2 separate regions of the Mus musculus genome follow, and region 2 is linked to region 1. A link is a loop called in an ENCODE intact Hi-C map of the cell type or tissue named here. Cell type or tissue: heart. All regions are shown on one strand.

Evidence for each region. Peaks named below come from ENCODE experiments on the same cell type or tissue, not always from the same donor. Only the 100,000 strongest peaks of a DNase experiment are listed, where the experiment ranks them.
Region 2: it touches region 1 in a loop (4-fold over the local background); 15 of 42 quality-filtered maps call a loop at or near these places.

Annotation. Positions count from the first base shown.
Region 1 is chr13:73,718,829-73,726,828 of GRCm38, reverse strand. No RefSeq gene overlaps it. Among named protein-coding and RNA genes, the nearest start is that of Slc6a19, 22 kb to the right of the region's middle. In heart, a CTCF peak has its summit at 3,308 (motif pointing left); a DNase peak (open chromatin) is centred at 3,408; H3K27me3 peaks cover 864 bases.
Region 2 is chr13:73,769,238-73,777,237 of GRCm38, reverse strand. All of the region lies in intron 1 of Slc12a7 (solute carrier family 12, member 7), which reads right to left. Among named protein-coding and RNA genes, the nearest start is that of Slc12a7, 9.5 kb to the right of the region's middle. In heart, CTCF peaks have their summits at 1,217, 4,460 and 5,868; DNase peaks (open chromatin) are centred at 1,277, 3,527 and 5,887; H3K27ac peaks cover 1,238 bases.

The sequences.
Region 1 (8,000 bases):
GACACAGAGGTGGTGAGTAACTAAGTATTAAGCATATTAAAGATAGCCCAGGGACTGGTAAGATGGCTCAGCGGGTAAGAACACCCGACTGCTCTTCTGAAGGTCCTGAGTTCAAGTCCCAGCAACCACATGGTGGCTCACAACCTTCTGTAAGGAGATCTGATGCCCTCCCTCTTCTGGTGTGTCTGAAGACAGCTGCAGTGTACTTACATATAATAAATAAATAAAATCTTAAAAGTAAAAGAAAACAATGTTTTTTTTTTAAAAAAAAAGATAGCCCAGGATAATTTGACTCCAGAGCTACAACACTCCAAATCTCCAAAACTCAAGACACTTTAGTCAGCTAAATAGCATTTCGAATATTTATCAAAGGTGTGGCTTTTTTCTGTGAATTCACTGGAACAATGGGGAAAAGGTGGGGGAGACAGACAAGTGGGATCTGCCTTGTTCTGTCCACTAAATTCTGTAATTCTAAACTTCTCTTTAAAATGAGCTCTAAACTTAGAGTCAAACCAATGGAACACATTCATTCTTGAGACACTGGAAGGAGTCAGCTAGTATCTTGGTTGTATCTGACACTTGGCCATGAAGGAGGCCCAGGAGAGCTGGTGCTTCCTTCCTTTCTGCCTCCAGAAGATTCTTACCAGCTACGGGGGCCACAGCAGGTAGGGGCCTGAGCTTTCCTGAGCATTGGAACAGAGACAGGCTATGTTCAAATGAGTTCTGGGTGGGTATCCCTATAGCCTACAGGTAGTTTTTCTTTTGGTATTGTACAAGGATTTTAATCCAACAACATGGCTACTCTGACTGGAATACAGACAGGCTCTTAGCACACACCTTTAATCCCTCTGGCTGCAATACAGACACACTCTTAGCACACACCTTTAATCCCAAATAATGAAAGTAAAGTTAGTTTGTAGAAGGAAGCACCCGTGTTTGAAAGTGATGTCTAATTAAAAAGCAGAAAAGTGATGAATTAGAGAGAGCTTAGACAATAGGATATGCCTGTCACGAGAGCAGAGTGAAAAGAAAGGCTACTTAAGAGAGAGCAGTGCAGAGAGAGAAGGGAGGCAGTTTTACCAGACAGTTGTACAGAAACATGTTGCAGAGAGAGAACAAGCTAGACACAGGTGAAGATGGGATGAGCCAGAGAATGGGAAGGAGCTAGAAGATTAGAACATACTGCCAAAGTCAGTGTGAGGCCAAGCAGATCAATTCAGGAGAAGGCAAGAAAAAAGTCAGATAGACTCAGTCAGCGTGGAGAGGAGTCTGAGGCAGAATGGCTGAGTTAAATCAGCCAGTCAGAGATCAGAAAGAAGTAGGAAGTGGTGAGCATGTTCAGCCGCAAGTCTCAGAGACTGAAAACACTCTAGGACTAGATAAGGTTTACGGAGGCTAGACGCTTCCACGATTAGGACTAGGTTAGGCAGACTCAGTAAGCCTCTGAGTCAATTATATCAGGTGAATAAAAGGTACTTTCACACACACACACACACACACACACACACACACACACTATATATATATATATATATATATATATATATATATATATATATATATTCTCATTCATGAGACTGGCAAAAAGATATAACCTTGTAGATGTATGTGGCCAGGGTCAGTTAGAACATCCCAAATGTTTTCTTGATGTATCACAGTCCTAGCTATAAACTTCTGTCTGTCCGCCTGTCTGTCTTCCTTCCTTCCTTCCTTCTTTTTTTAGATTTATTTATCTATTTTGTATGAGTACACTGTTGTTGTCTTCAGACACACCAGAAGAGGGCATCAGATCCCATTACAGGTGGTTGTGAACTACCATGTGTCTGCTGGAAATTGAACTCAAGATCTCTGGAAGAGCAGTCAGTGCGCTCTGTCTCTGTTTCTGTCTCTGTCTCTGTCTCTCTTCCTCTCTCTCAAAAGTCAAAATCTTCAGTTAAGATTTATTTTATTTATATGAGTGCATGGTAGCTGTCTTCAGACACACCAGAAGAAGGTATTTCATGAGGGTGAACCACCATGTAGTTGCTGGGAATTGAACTCAGGACCTCTGGAAGAGCAGAAGGTGCTCTTACCCTCTGAGCCAGCCCCAACTCCTGTCTTTCTAAGAGGTGCTGGAGCATCTCAGCTGCCCCTCTCTGCTCTTGCTCAGCACCTACACGATGTGGTGGCATTTTCCCAGTGACTGTGAAAAGGAACTTGGTCAGAGTGGGGTATGGGTGCTGGTGGGATCAGGCAAGGTCTGTTCAGGATGGGTCTACCTATGGGAGACACGGTGTGGTCAGTGAAGGTGGCTGGGTCATTGCCTGGGTTTACTGAGCAGTGGTGACCAGGATTTGGCTGTCAGTAGGCACATTACAGGTATTTGAGAACTCAGTATCTATCTTAGAGAATCTCAAGGTCACAATACCCAGAAGCTCTCAAGAGAGATCAATGCTGCATCCCTGGCTACACAACTCTTAGGTCAGCTGCTCAGCTCCTGGCTATGGCCTCCCTGAAGAAGGCCCGCCCTACAACAAGACACATCTTTTTGATAGTCCACCAGTGCCCTGGATATCCAAGCTCACACCTAAGATTTCTGGGTGAGTGGACAAGAAGACTCTGTGACAGGAGCCTACTGATGCAGTATTGAGGTGGGAGCATGGGGCAGCCAGGATGGCAGGAGAGACCTAGGAGTCCCAAGCAGAGTCCTTATGACCTAAGTGGACTGACTAATCTTGGGTGACTTGAGCTGGCTGGGGGTGACACTGCTCATCAGGGTTTCCATGGACTAGTGTGCAGATGCCAGGTCCAGGGAGCTGGGTCCTCTGGGGATCCCGACTTGCTTACCCCTGTTCCTCCGTGTAAATGAGATTGTCCCTCTGAAAGCATTACTTCATTAATTCATTGTCTCAAGTGACGTGATGTATAAGGGCTACTCAGCCTGATGAGTGTGGGACAGTCCTGTCTCTATTCTTTTTTTTTTTTTCTTTTTTTTGGTTTTTCAAGACAGGGTTTCTCTGTATAGTCCTGGCTGTCCTGGAACTCACTTTGTAGACCAGGCTGGCCTCGAACTCAGAAATCAGCCTGCCTCTGCCTCCCCAGTGCTGGGATTAAAGGTGTGCGCCCACACCCGGCTCCTGTCTCTATTCTTATGTTAAGGCAACACCATCCCCCAGGGACCTAGAAAAATTTTGGCCAAACTTGCTCTCAGTCCTGCCCTTGCCAGCATGATCAACAGCCTACACAGGGCGGGCCCCCACCCAAGCTGTACAAATCCCACCTTAGTACAAACTTTGTGTGAATATGCTCTGTGTTGGTGCCCTCTGCTGGTCCAATCATGTGGTTTTTCTAGCTGTTTCCTGAGTTAGCCCGTTCAGCACAAAATCACAGGGCTCCACTCCCTCCTCATTCCCCCCTCAGTGCTTTGAACCATCCCCAATTAAACCTCTCCTTCCAGTAGGAGGGTCAGAGCTGGAGTCGAGTTCTCTGGGGTCAGGAATACAGACTGCCCAGCAGCAAGTGAACTCTGTCCATCTGGCCCTAGGTGGTTATTCAGGCTTGCCAGCAAGAAGCAGCCCGGAGGAGGAGAAACATGTCCTTCCGTGAGTAACACTGCTAGAGGTGAGGTTGCCTGCCAAGTTGCTACTTTCCTACTCTACCCCCGTGGTTGACCTAAGTTGTCTGACTCTGACCCTGGATGACATATCAAGGTTAGAGGTTTTGGTAAACAGGCCTCCCACTCCTTACCCGCGACTCTTTCTTCTGCATTGCAACATTTCTGCCAGGCTCTGTCCAAAGCAGCACTGGCCTGAGGAGGCCAGCAGCAGCAGCAGCAGCAGCAGCAGCAGCAGCAGCAGCAGCAGCAGCAGCAGCAGCAGCAGCAGCAGCAGGGAAGCAGGCTAGAGACACAACCCACACTGCCACCTGCAGCAGCCTGAAGTATTCTTTCTCCTTTAGGGACCTCCTGTTACTCCTTTTTGTTGTTGTTTTGTTGAGCCCCCTTTTGTTATTTTTAACTCCTCTTTTATTCAGATGCTAGAAGGACACTGGGCATGCTTTCCCTGATATTCTGGGATTTCTTGCTCTTTCTCTGATTTTTTTTTTTTCCTCCTTGTGGGGCCGCCTGTCTTCCGTGTGCTTATTTGTCAGCCTCTACTCAGAAGATATGGCTCTCTTCATCTTTATCTCTCATCCAAGAAGCTATGGACATTTCCATCTCTCCACTTTGCTTGCCCTGCTTCTCCTAGTCTCCTCTCTGACAGTATATCACTGTGTACTCCTGGCTGGCCTGGAACTTGCTACGAAGACCAAGCAGGTCTCGCAGAGCTCTGCCTGCCTCTGCCTTCTTACTGCTGGGATTACAGCTTGCTTTACTGCTGAAAGAGCTCACTCTTTCTAGCTCTTTCTGAGCGCTGGCTGACTGGTTCAACTCAGCTGTTCTGGCTCAAACTCTTCTTCAAGATGTCTGATTCAAACTGACTTCTCTCTTGGCCTCTGCCGTTTTGCTCTGCTTGGGCTCAAAGTAACTCTGGCAATCAGCTCTAATCTTCTGGCTCCTTCTCATTCTATGGTTCGTGTATGCTAAAGTCTGAGCCATGCCACAACTAAAAACAGGTCTTTTTTCTTCTTCTTCTTCTTCTTCTTCTTCTTCTTCTTCTTCTTCTTCTTCTTCTTCTTCTTCTTCTTCTTCTTCTTTTTTCTGTAAATAGCACAATCTCAGGGTTCACAGGGTGATCAAATATCATGCAACAAGACTTGGAAAAATCGGATGAGTAATAGAAAATGTGGCCACACCTTGAAATCCTTGAGGGATTTATGAAAAGAAATGATGCTCAAGTCCCATTCACAAATTCTAGTTTAATTTGTCTAAAAGGGAACCCAAGCATTGGCAGTTTCTAAACTTCCCGGATGCTATTACTGGGTAGTTGTGACGGTTAGCCCTGCCAATTGAGAGAATTCCTTAGGAGACAAACCTCCAGGTACACCTGTGAAGGGTCCTGTAAATAGTGTTAGCCTCTGAGGGTGTCTGTAAGGGGCTATCTTGATTATGTTAACTGACATGGCATAACTCAGCTTTGTGGGTAGAATCACCCCCTAAGCAGGAGAGACTGTAAGGTGGAGAACGCATACTGGGTGGCTCTCTGCCTTCTGACTGCGAGTAGGACGTAACTAGGTGATGTTTTGATTTTCCCATCAGCATGGATGGTATCCTTGAACCAGAATAAACACCTTTTTTTTTTCCTTTTTCCTTTAGCTGCCTTCTCAGTATGTTATCACAGGAAAAGGATCTAAGACATGATATAATTCATGTCTTATGTAAATGTAAATTCATTATGCTGTTTGCTCTCCACGTATGCTAGACATTCCGTCAAACCCAGGAATAGGCTAGGCAAGCTTCCAGGACCGTAGGTGCCTTGTGATAAGCAGAAAGAGTAGAGGGCACTGCTGAGGAGGCCCACTTTGGGGCTGGAGAGATGGCTCAGTGGGTAAGAGCACTGACTGCTCTTCCAGAGATCCTGGAGTTCAATTCCCAGCAACCACATGGTGGCTCACAACCATCTGAAATGGGATCCGATGTCCTCTTCTGGTGTGTCGGAAGAGAACGACAGTGTACTCACATACATAGAATAAATAAATCTAAAAAACACAAACAATAAAAAGGAGTCCCACTTTGACAAAAGCCTTTACACAGAGTATTGCCCAAGGCCAAAGGGCAGGTTGGCCTGGTGCTCACTATGTAGTTCAAGTTAGTCTTGGGCCTTAGTCAACTAATATCTGGGAATTTTATGCAGTGGTTCTAGGGATTTTGCGCAGTGTTTGGCTTCTATGTTTAGTTGAGTAGTTTGTGTCAGTTGTGGGTAAGTTGTTTTGGTGTGTGTGTGTGTGTGTGTGTGTGTGTGTGTGTGTATGAGTGTTCAGTGGTTTGGTTGTTTGTTTCCAGACAGTGTCTTACTCTATAGCCCTAGTAAGCATGGAACTACCTATGAAGATCACACTGGCCCTGAACTCATAGAGAGCCATCTGCTTCTCCCTTCTGAATACCTGTTTGAAGGCCTGTGATACCTCCCTAAGCGTTGGCATTTTGGCTTTCTTAAAAGACCAGGTCTCATCTCATCTTGTAGGCCAGTTTCTTCTTGAATTTGTTGCACTGTGGGGCCTGGTCTTGAACTCTGATCCTTCCACCTCTACCTCCTAACTAGTTGGATCGCGTGTTTGTGATACCATGCCCAGTTAGCACTTTGTTTTGTTGTTATTACAGGGTCTTACTAGGTAGCTCGAGCTGGCCTGGAATTTTATGAGCCAAAGGTTCCCAATTGCTTGAATAACATGTTCTAACACAATACTTGGCTGCCTTTAACCTTTTTGGAGGAGTATTAGCCAGTTTAAAAAAAAAAGCCTCAATTTGAACTTGCCTAATATCGTTAATGACAAAGCTCAAGATCTGCAATTTTTTCACCAGATACACACAGAAGGGACACGTGCCGCTCCAGTTCAGTGCCTTAGGACACCCAGGATACTGAGGTCTCTCACAAGAGTGGAGACTTGGAGGAAGGGAGGCTCTTGGGCTCTACCAGGAGAGTCAGAGTCCATATTTAAATAACAACCTTGGGGTGCTGGAATGATGGCTCAGGTATTTAGGACACACACTACTCCTGTAGAAGACCAGAGTTTGATTCCCAGGACACATCCACCTCAGATATCTTTCAATTGATTGGAACTCCAGTCCTAGTGTAGTGCCAGGGAAATGTTGGTAGATTCCCCCCTAAAAAAACAGACAAGAGCCAATCTGATGCAACTCATAGCAAGGTGTTTATTCTATTTGAGCTCGGGCTCCCCCAATGCACCACTGTTACTGACAGTTTTGGTGGTGAGCAAGCCCCAAATATCTAGAGGGCGAGGCTTTATAATAAGCAGCAAGTGTGTGTGTGTGTGTGTGTGTGTGTGTGTGTGTGTGTGTGTGTGGTAAGTGTATAAGGATCTGCTTGCAAAGCTACTGTGGCCTTTAATATAATCAGCTGGTGCTGGGGAGTCATATCATCAACTTAATTTCTGCTCCCCTCTGCATTGGTGGTTGTTAGGCCACCAATAGGGGTGGGCTTGTAACCTGGGGGTGCAGGTTTGTTGGGGGTGGGGGATAACCTGGAGATGCTGGTCTTGTTGGGGATTAGCCTATAGGCTAGAGCTAGGCTCAGAATTTGTTGGAGGGCAACATGGAAATTAATGTTAGGTACCGGCCTGTCAGTTTATCTGAGTTCAAACTTAGGTCAGGTTCTCTAAAATGGAGTCTGAACTTACAAGATTTGGCCTCTCACTAGGAAGACCAGACCTCTGGTACCCGAACATTTGTGTGGATATTACATGAGATAGTAAGAACAGAGACTTCCTCTTGGGGTACTTTAGAGCAAGATCTGACTTAGATTTGAAATCTCCCTCTTTCTCCCTGAATCTTCTGTCTGTTCATAGTCTGCAGTGTGTCTCTAGTTTGTTTGTTGTCTGTGTTTGACTCTGTTGTTGGTCCCTAAAAATGCCTTTGACCTTTATTTACTGAACACCACAGAAAACATGTTATGAAAAAGGAATGAGGAGCCCTTTTTAAAAAACAGAAATATTTAACAGAGGTTTACAAGAGAAGTTTCTTTACTGGTCCAGGACCGCACTAGAAACCTCACACTGATGCTATCAACCTACATCCACATGCTGCTTTCAACACTTATGTGATATTTGTTGCCTTTAAGGTTGATTTAAGTCTGTTGGTTACTTTCAGCAAATAATCAATTACCCCACCCCAACCCCCCCTCCATTCTGGGTCAAAGCATGGAAGACTACATTATTTAAAAGTAAAGTTATACATGTAGCTTTGGTTGTAAAAGTTGATTACATGGAGAATTTAAGGCATGGTAAGGTTGGTTACATTGTTTTTCTGAAGACATGTTATGCTTAAACTGGTTGAATACATAGTAGAACAGCAGATAGAATATACAATTTTAAATTACCTCAAGGTCTATTATCAACTTAGTTGC
Region 2 (8,000 bases), 50 kb before region 1:
AAGTGCTCCCTATAAATGCAGGATGGGGAAACAGAGAACACTACTTGGAGACACCTGGGTTCTGTAAGAGTTGGTGATGGACTAGAGATGTGACTAAGTCATTCAGCTCTCCCCACTCTCCTGCCTCACAGTGTATCTTTCCTGCCTCACAGTGTATCTTTCCTGCCTCACAGTGTATCTTCCCTGCCTCACAGTATATCTTCCCTGCCTCGCAGTGTATCTTCCCTGCCTCGCAGTGTATCTTCCCTGCCTCACAGTGTATCTTCCCTGCCTCGCAGTGTATCTTCCCTGCCTCACAGTGTATCTTCCCTGCCTCACAGTGTATCTTCCCTGCCTCACAGTGTATCTTCCCTGCCTCACAAAGTATCTTCCCTGCCTCACAGTGTTTATCTTTCCTGCCTCACAGTGTATCTTTCCTGCCTCACAGTGTTTATCTTTCCTGCCTCACAGTGTATCTTTTCTGCTTCACAGTGTATCTTTCCTGGCTGATTTTGTCATTAAGAAATGTGGCAGAGTCTGATGGCTGGGACCCACGCCTTTAATCCATCACAGCACTCAGGAGCAGGTTGATTTTTGTGAGATTGAAGCCGGCCTGGTCTACGTGTTGAGTCCCAGGACAGCTAGAACTATATAGAGAAACCCTGTCTCAGAAACACAAAAATAAAACAACAATAACAAATGACAGGTAAGGATCTTCAGCCATAAAATCTAGAATAGAACAAATGACTTATGAATGTACCCTCTCCTCCCTGCAAGCCTCACTCATGGAAACAACAGAAAGACAAAGACTGCTTGGCTGAGCTGTCATGTATCTGCTACAAACCCCAGAGCCTCTGAGCCCACAGACCCACAGGTCTTGGGATACAGAAGAGAGGAGCTAAAGTACTGAGGGAATTCTCCTTTAGATTAGAGGGGGCCACAAACCATGGAGATTCCTCATGAAGGCAAGCACTTCTAGCAAACCTTCCAGCAGAGCTGGTGCCTGCATTGGTAACATCATGTATAAAACTATAAAACAATCAACTACAGAAACATCAAAGAACCTCAAATCCAAGGGAAGCCATACAGACTCCTAGAAAGATACAACTGAAGGTACCATGCCTATCTTGTGCCACATGCAGCTATCTTCTGACATCTGCCTTTGAGATGCATATATAAAGGTCTCAGGCATCTCTAGCAGCCAGTGACTCCGTAATCCTTCACTGCCCCATTTGGCAGCCAGGGCCTACTCCCTGTGTTATACCTACTAGCTGCCAGCTGATACCTCAGCAGCAAAGGATTGTTCCAAGGGCAGCCAGCCTGAACAGAAACCAGAGAGGGTGGTATATCAGCTGACCACGCCTTGTGTCATTTGTCGAAAGAGAAATTAAAGGGCTAAATGTCAGACCCAAAGGCTAAAGGGTCTGACTGTGGACAATTCAGTGAAGGAGATAGAGCAGCCAACTCGATAAGGGAGAGACCTAGAGAGGAGATTGAGTAGAGGGGCCTCAGACAACTGTCCCCAGTGATCAGGTTAACAGGGCTGAATCCTGGGACAGTGAAAGACCCAATGTTATACTAAATAAAGGGCAGGCACTCATCCCCTAAACCCTTCCTCCCAGACCCAGACCCAGACCCAGGCGGGAAGTGAAATGATCCCCACAGAACTCTCCAGGACCTAACCTTACTCCCATGATGTCAGGTTACCAGAAATGAGTAAGTGTAAGAAACTCTTACAAGGACAACTAGATATCCTGAGGACTCCTGGGACAGGACAAAGACACTAAGACTGCTCTTTCAAAGGACCAGTATTCAATTCCCAAAACCCACAAGGTGAGTCACAACCAACTGCAACACCAGTTCTAGGTGGCTTCTTTTTGGCACAAGACACTCATGGTACATAGACATACATGTAAGTAGAACATGCAGGGCAAACAAGGAAACCCCTCAGAACCTAGGCATCAGTGGACAGAGACCCTCCGGGGAATATGGCAGTAGTCGCAGAGAGAGTAAGCATCATAACTCTTTAGTGCGGACTAGCCGCAGCACAGCTCCACAATACTGCCATAAGGTCAGGCGGACTGTATCATTCCTACCTGGCACCAGGGAGGCCCAGATCCTGATCAGCCACCCCAACAACCTACCACCCTTGGAACCCCCACTTAAGACCCATCTGCTGTAACACCCTGTTACCGACCTAGATGGTCAGGGTGTTGTCTGGGCATCCTGTCTATGACGTAAAGGGGATTAGCCACTGTTACCACCATACAAGGGCTGGCAGTTCTGTAAACACTGCCCACAAGCCCGTGTTTCCTCATAGGCTGCAGTTCTTCACAGGGGAAAAGCCCACTGCAAGGCCTCCTATGAAAACTCACCAGGGCCCTGGGCCCACAGAGATCCATGGAGTTTCCTTACAAGTGCATCAGATGCTTGGGAAGGCATGTTATAAGCTGCAAGGGACCTGGGCCAACCCTGACCTCTGTCATGAAGGCTACAGGATGCGTTTCAACCTGGAGAAACACCTTGGCTTTTCACTTTGTCATCTTACATGGGGACAGCCCTAGGTTAGCCTGGGGACAGTTGTTCACAGATGCCCACTAGATATAGGCTCTCCCTGCTTCATAGATGTCCAACTGAAGCCTGATGCATTTTAAAGTGTATGGATAACCACAGATAATAGTAAGCATAATGTCCCAGAAAGTCACAATGCTGTGGTTGGTTGTGACCTGCATGTGACAAACAAGGTTGTGTTTGGATGCAACTCACCTGTGGAAATGCAAATTTGCTGACTTTTAACAAAGACCAACCAGCACCTACCCACCTTCTACTTAGAGACCCCTCACATATGTGGTTATTGGGAATTGAACTCAGGACCTCTGAAAGAACAGTCAGTGTTCTTACCTGCTGAGCCATCTCTCCAATCCCCTCAAATATGTCTTAATGGATTCCTCTAAAGCATGCAAATGCGGTATTCCTTTTCAGCAAGCATGTTACAAAATGCAGTTTCCTCCTGTAGCTGCAGTCTCTCCAGTCCCACTGAAGGAGGAACTAAAGGCTTCAAGCTTTAGGAACCCAGTCCCTTCAGAGATTCTGACTATGTAAGAGAGGTGTGCACATAGGTCAGAGGTGGCCAGGGTCCTGGGCATGGGAGGAGACAACCTCTCCACTAGATAAGCATCAGGTATTTGTGAAATCCAGCCAAGCTTCATAGGCATAGCCAAGCAGTGCCAGAACCACCGCTGGCCCTCAGCCCAGGATCTGCTCCAGGGCAGCAAGTTGATTCCCCACTCCCAGCCTGCTCCCTGCAGAGTGGTGTCTTAGTAGGGAGAAACCAGGCACAACCTGGCAGGCCCCCAGACCCATTCACAGGCAGCCAGGCCTTAACAGCATGACCCAGGCATAGCCTTCTCCCACCCTTGTTCTTCCTGAGGCAGGCAGGGCTCCACTCCAGGACATTACTACTAATCCCTCGATGGCTCAAGGGAGGGATAGAAAGCAACCCCGGGGACTCAGAGCCATATTCCCTGATAGGTTGAGGAGGCTGGCCAATAGAGCTGGCTGCAAAGGCCAGCAGCCTCCTCCCTTTCCTGCCATCAAGTGTAGGCGGAAAGTCTACCCAGCTTAGCAACACTGGAGATGGGGCATGGGTCACAGAGGAGCTGAGTTTGTGTACAGAGGCCTGGGGGAGGAGGTAGGCAACCTGTTTAGCTCATAGGCCTGGCTACTAAGCACCCACAACAAAATGAAGTCCCACCTGGTAACATTAAGGTGCTCTTTGGCTTCCTGAGGACGGCCTGCACCGAGACAAGACCACCACCATAAAACTACCCTGGTGGCTGCATTGTGAAATGGTTTTGTGCTAGAATGAGTTTCAGAGTTCAGGGCCCTGAAAACTCAAAAGAATGCCCACCGGCTCTTGACTGCCCTCCAGATTCTTAGAACTTTCACGCATCCTGAAAATCCAGCAACCTGGAAAATCCAGGCCAGGGGGACAGACGATAGAGCATGGTTAATGAGAGAGAGCCACAGGCTGACTGACAAGACCCCAGGCTGACAGCTTTCCACTTTCAACAGCAAACTGCTGGCTGAATGAACAACGCGTTCTGAAGAGAAAACAAAGGAAATATTGAGAACCAAGAACCACCCACAGAAGTAAGAGGGCCACTTACTTCTTATAGCATTTTCCATGCACATTCCTCTAACCCCTGCCTCCCATCTCAGGTTTCCAGGACAGAGAGGTCCAGTCGAGAGCCACTCTGTCCTTCAGGGAACAGGCCCAGTCCTTTCCCACCTGTTCCAAGTCCTGCTCAAGACTTTCAGGCCCGACTTGGCCTCTCTGTCACTCTGATTCAGTGTGGGAACTTTTGAAGTTAGTGGCTTAGAGTGTTTCCTCTGCACTCAGGCCCAACCCCACCTTCTTCCTGCAAAGCAATACACTTTGCTTCAAGGCTGCACTGCTGCTGGGCTGCAGGTGGGGCTCTAATGCACAGGCAGGAGAATATCTGCACCAGAGTGGCAGGCAGCCCCACTTCTCTCCACAAGGCTCCATGGGAACAGGTCTGGGTTTAAGCAGAAACTGTCAAGCCAGGTGTGTGAGCAAAGTTAATGCCTAGGAGGGCAGGAAACCCTGCAAACCTTGGTTAGTACCTAAATGCACAACTAGTTGTCCACTCTCCTGCTCTCCCTAGCCTAACTCAGTAGCACCATGTCTCACATAGCTTGAAAGGCAAAGATTCTCAGAGGAACAGTAGTAAAAAGGTCTGGGGGGCCCAGAGAGTAGTAAAGCAAGGCTTCCCAAACGATGTGGCAAGCCTGTTCTACCTCCTACCCTAGGATTAGTAGGACTGTCCCCAAGACGTGACCATAAAGGTCACTGGTATTCCTTATGTCCTCTTACAAAGCAGTCTGGGTAGGCATCTCCTCCAATAGGCTTTTAAATCTATGTTCAAACCAGCTAAAACCCAGAGAAGCAGAGTGGAGCCTTACCACCTGACATCCAAGAGATTCTATGCAAAGAAGCAGCTAATTCAGACAAGCTGACACACTACAATTACACGATTTCGGACACAGTACACACAACATTATTCTACATGCATACATATGGCATATGCTTACACATGTTTACTCATGCACACTCACACATATACATGTTTTCACCCATTCATTAGTATATACCATAATTATATGTACACTGCACCTATGTGTGCATACCATGCACACGTGTACATAGAAACATGCCCACTGTTCATCTACATGGCAACATACTCCCCGCACAAGGCCAAAAGAAATTAGAGCTCCAGACTGTTCCATTGTGGGGGGCAAACCTCAGGACATTAGTCATCTATGGGATGACAGCCGTAGAAGCTACCTAAGCAGTCTGGGACTTTTAATCTAAAAAGGTATACCCTTCAGGAAGACAGTCTCAGTGACCTCAGTCTCCCATCCCATGTCACACGCTGGTGCTAGCCATGATCCTGTCTCTCTTCTCCAGAGAGCAGAGCATCATCGGAGCTGAGAAAGGGCATGCTGTTCCCCAAACGCCCAGATGATAGAGGTCCACAACAAAGCAGAGGAAGGCCAGGCATGGTGGCACACACCTTTGATCCCAGCACTTGGGAGGCAGAGGCAGGTGAATTTCTGAGTTCGAGGCCAGCCTGGTCTACAGCGTGAGTTCCAAGACAGCCAGGGCTATACAGAGAAGCCCTGTCTCAAAAAAAAAAAAAGCAGGAGGATAGAGCCTGTGCACCCCCTACATCAGCCCCACAGGACACCAATCAGATCCTCCCAGGGGCAGCTTCAGTTACATACTTGTCTGGGCTGTGGTCAAGTCCCTCCATTAAATGAAAAGGGAAACCCAAGAGCCACTGGCACTCCCTCCTCTGGCCTCCAGAGCACTCAGTCCTCCCCAGTGGCCATCAGATGTTTCCTGAGCCTCTGAGAAAGCCAGGCCCAGCCTGCTGGCGCCAGAGACCCACAGAAGGATGGGCCTAAAGATGAAAGGTCACGGCTGCCTTTGTAAGAGATGAGGCCCTGGTGAGAAAAACTGAGGCACTGAGAAATGCTCAAAAGTCATTTGCCATCTTCAGAAATGGGTCACTCTAACGTAAGCAAACATCAAAGACAGGAGCTCAGGCCACCAGAAGGCCAGAGATGATGACACCCAAGCCCCTGCATTGAACTAGCAAGGAAGTGAAAACATGTCTAACTATGAAAACACAGATCTGGACTGCTACCCTTTTCTTCCCTAGAATTCCTCAGATCCTTCCCTCATGGGGCTGTGATAAAACACATGAGTGGATCTGAGAATATCAGATCAAGAAGTGGCACTGCCAGCTCATATCCCAATACACCAGCCCACCTCTACACCTAACCCAATGGTTTTCTTAAAACAAGCCTACCCAAGGAGGAAACAGCCTAGGTACCCCAGCAACTGGCTGGTGGCGCCAGTCTTGCCTCTCACCTATAGGTATCCTAGACCCTAAGACACCAGCACCAGCAGCGCAGGCCCTTACTTAAGAGAGACTTGATTCTATAGACGCCTGCAGCCAAAGGGGACATCTGACATGCTTACTAAGCAACTCAGATCCAGGGACAACACAATTACACACTCAGAAGCCCCAAACCTATACTTGCTTGTGGCCTGGCTACCATGGACATACACATGAACAGACAGCTGAAAGTCTCATCACCAAGATGGGCCTGCCATTGAACAGAAATGGAAGGCTTATCTGCACAGCCCAGATCCTACCCTAAAGGGCAGTTTCTCTCCTTTGCATAATAGGAAGGTAATAAACTTTATGACTGATCCGTAGTGGGGACTCAAAGTCAGCACCCATTTGGACCTGGCACCTCAAGCCACCACAGTCAAGACTGACTAACTACTCCTGAGTGTCATCCACTTCTGTCTACACAGGGCTTCCTTGCCTCTACATAGAGGAGTCTTCCCTCTGAAGTCCAGTCCAGCAGGATTCATACACTCCAGTGGCTGCCTCCTGTGTAGCTATCACTCCAAATGACAGAAAACTCCACCCAGCCACTTGGCCAGGGCCGGGAGCTTGGGAACAGTGGTTAATACTTAACACTGTACACCAAACTTTGCCCTCTAGGCTTGCAAAGGCAGGGCTTAATGTCTGAAGAGCAACAGGAACTACAGGCTGTCTAGCCAGCTGCACTCTCCGCTATACTGCTGGGTGTCTGACCCCACGCTGTACCCAACTGTACAGCTAGCAAGAGGGAGCCATTGTCTCAAGCACCAGAAGGCAGCAGGCCTGGCCCAATGTCTCTGCCCCTCAACACTGGAGCATGGGCCTGCCATGACACTCCCAGGTCAGACCTTGTCTGCTAAGGTGGCGGCCATACATCTTTACTCCTTGACCTTTCTCTCCCCAATTCATTGCCGGGCAGGCAGCAGAGTGAGACAGCTCCCAAATGGTTTTGAAGGTGAATGCTTAGGTCTGAGATGTTTTCTGGGGTGCACAGCAAAAATCCAATCAGTGCTGCCTACGTCTGCTTCTCCTCAGCCAGAGTCCAACACCCAAAGCAGCTCTTAGGCTATGCCTATAACACCTGTGGTGTACTAGGAACAGCAGGCAACTTCACAGTACCACACCCACACAAACAAACAAGATTTTATATATATATGTATAATGCATGCTAAGAACACACAGCCCAGCAGCTCACACAATGCTACTCGTTGCTAGCTGCTTCCTAAGGGAAACCTCTTCATACTAGAATCCATGGTAGCCCTGCTCTGATAGAGTTGCCTCAGCCACTGTGGCATGCACACACTTGCACATAATACTCCACCTGCCAGGCTCAAGGCCGTCTTTCCTAAGGAATTCCCCAAGGCCACCTCAGTACCCCATGGCTACCCTGAGTCACCACCATCAAAAGCTAAGTTAATCCTCAGCCTAGGCCCTTCACAAATCTCCTAAAGACTACAAGGCTGACTTTCTGGAAGCCATCAGTTTGTCTCTGCCACCACTGGTGAGTGGCCCGTACCATCCCTGAACACCCTACTG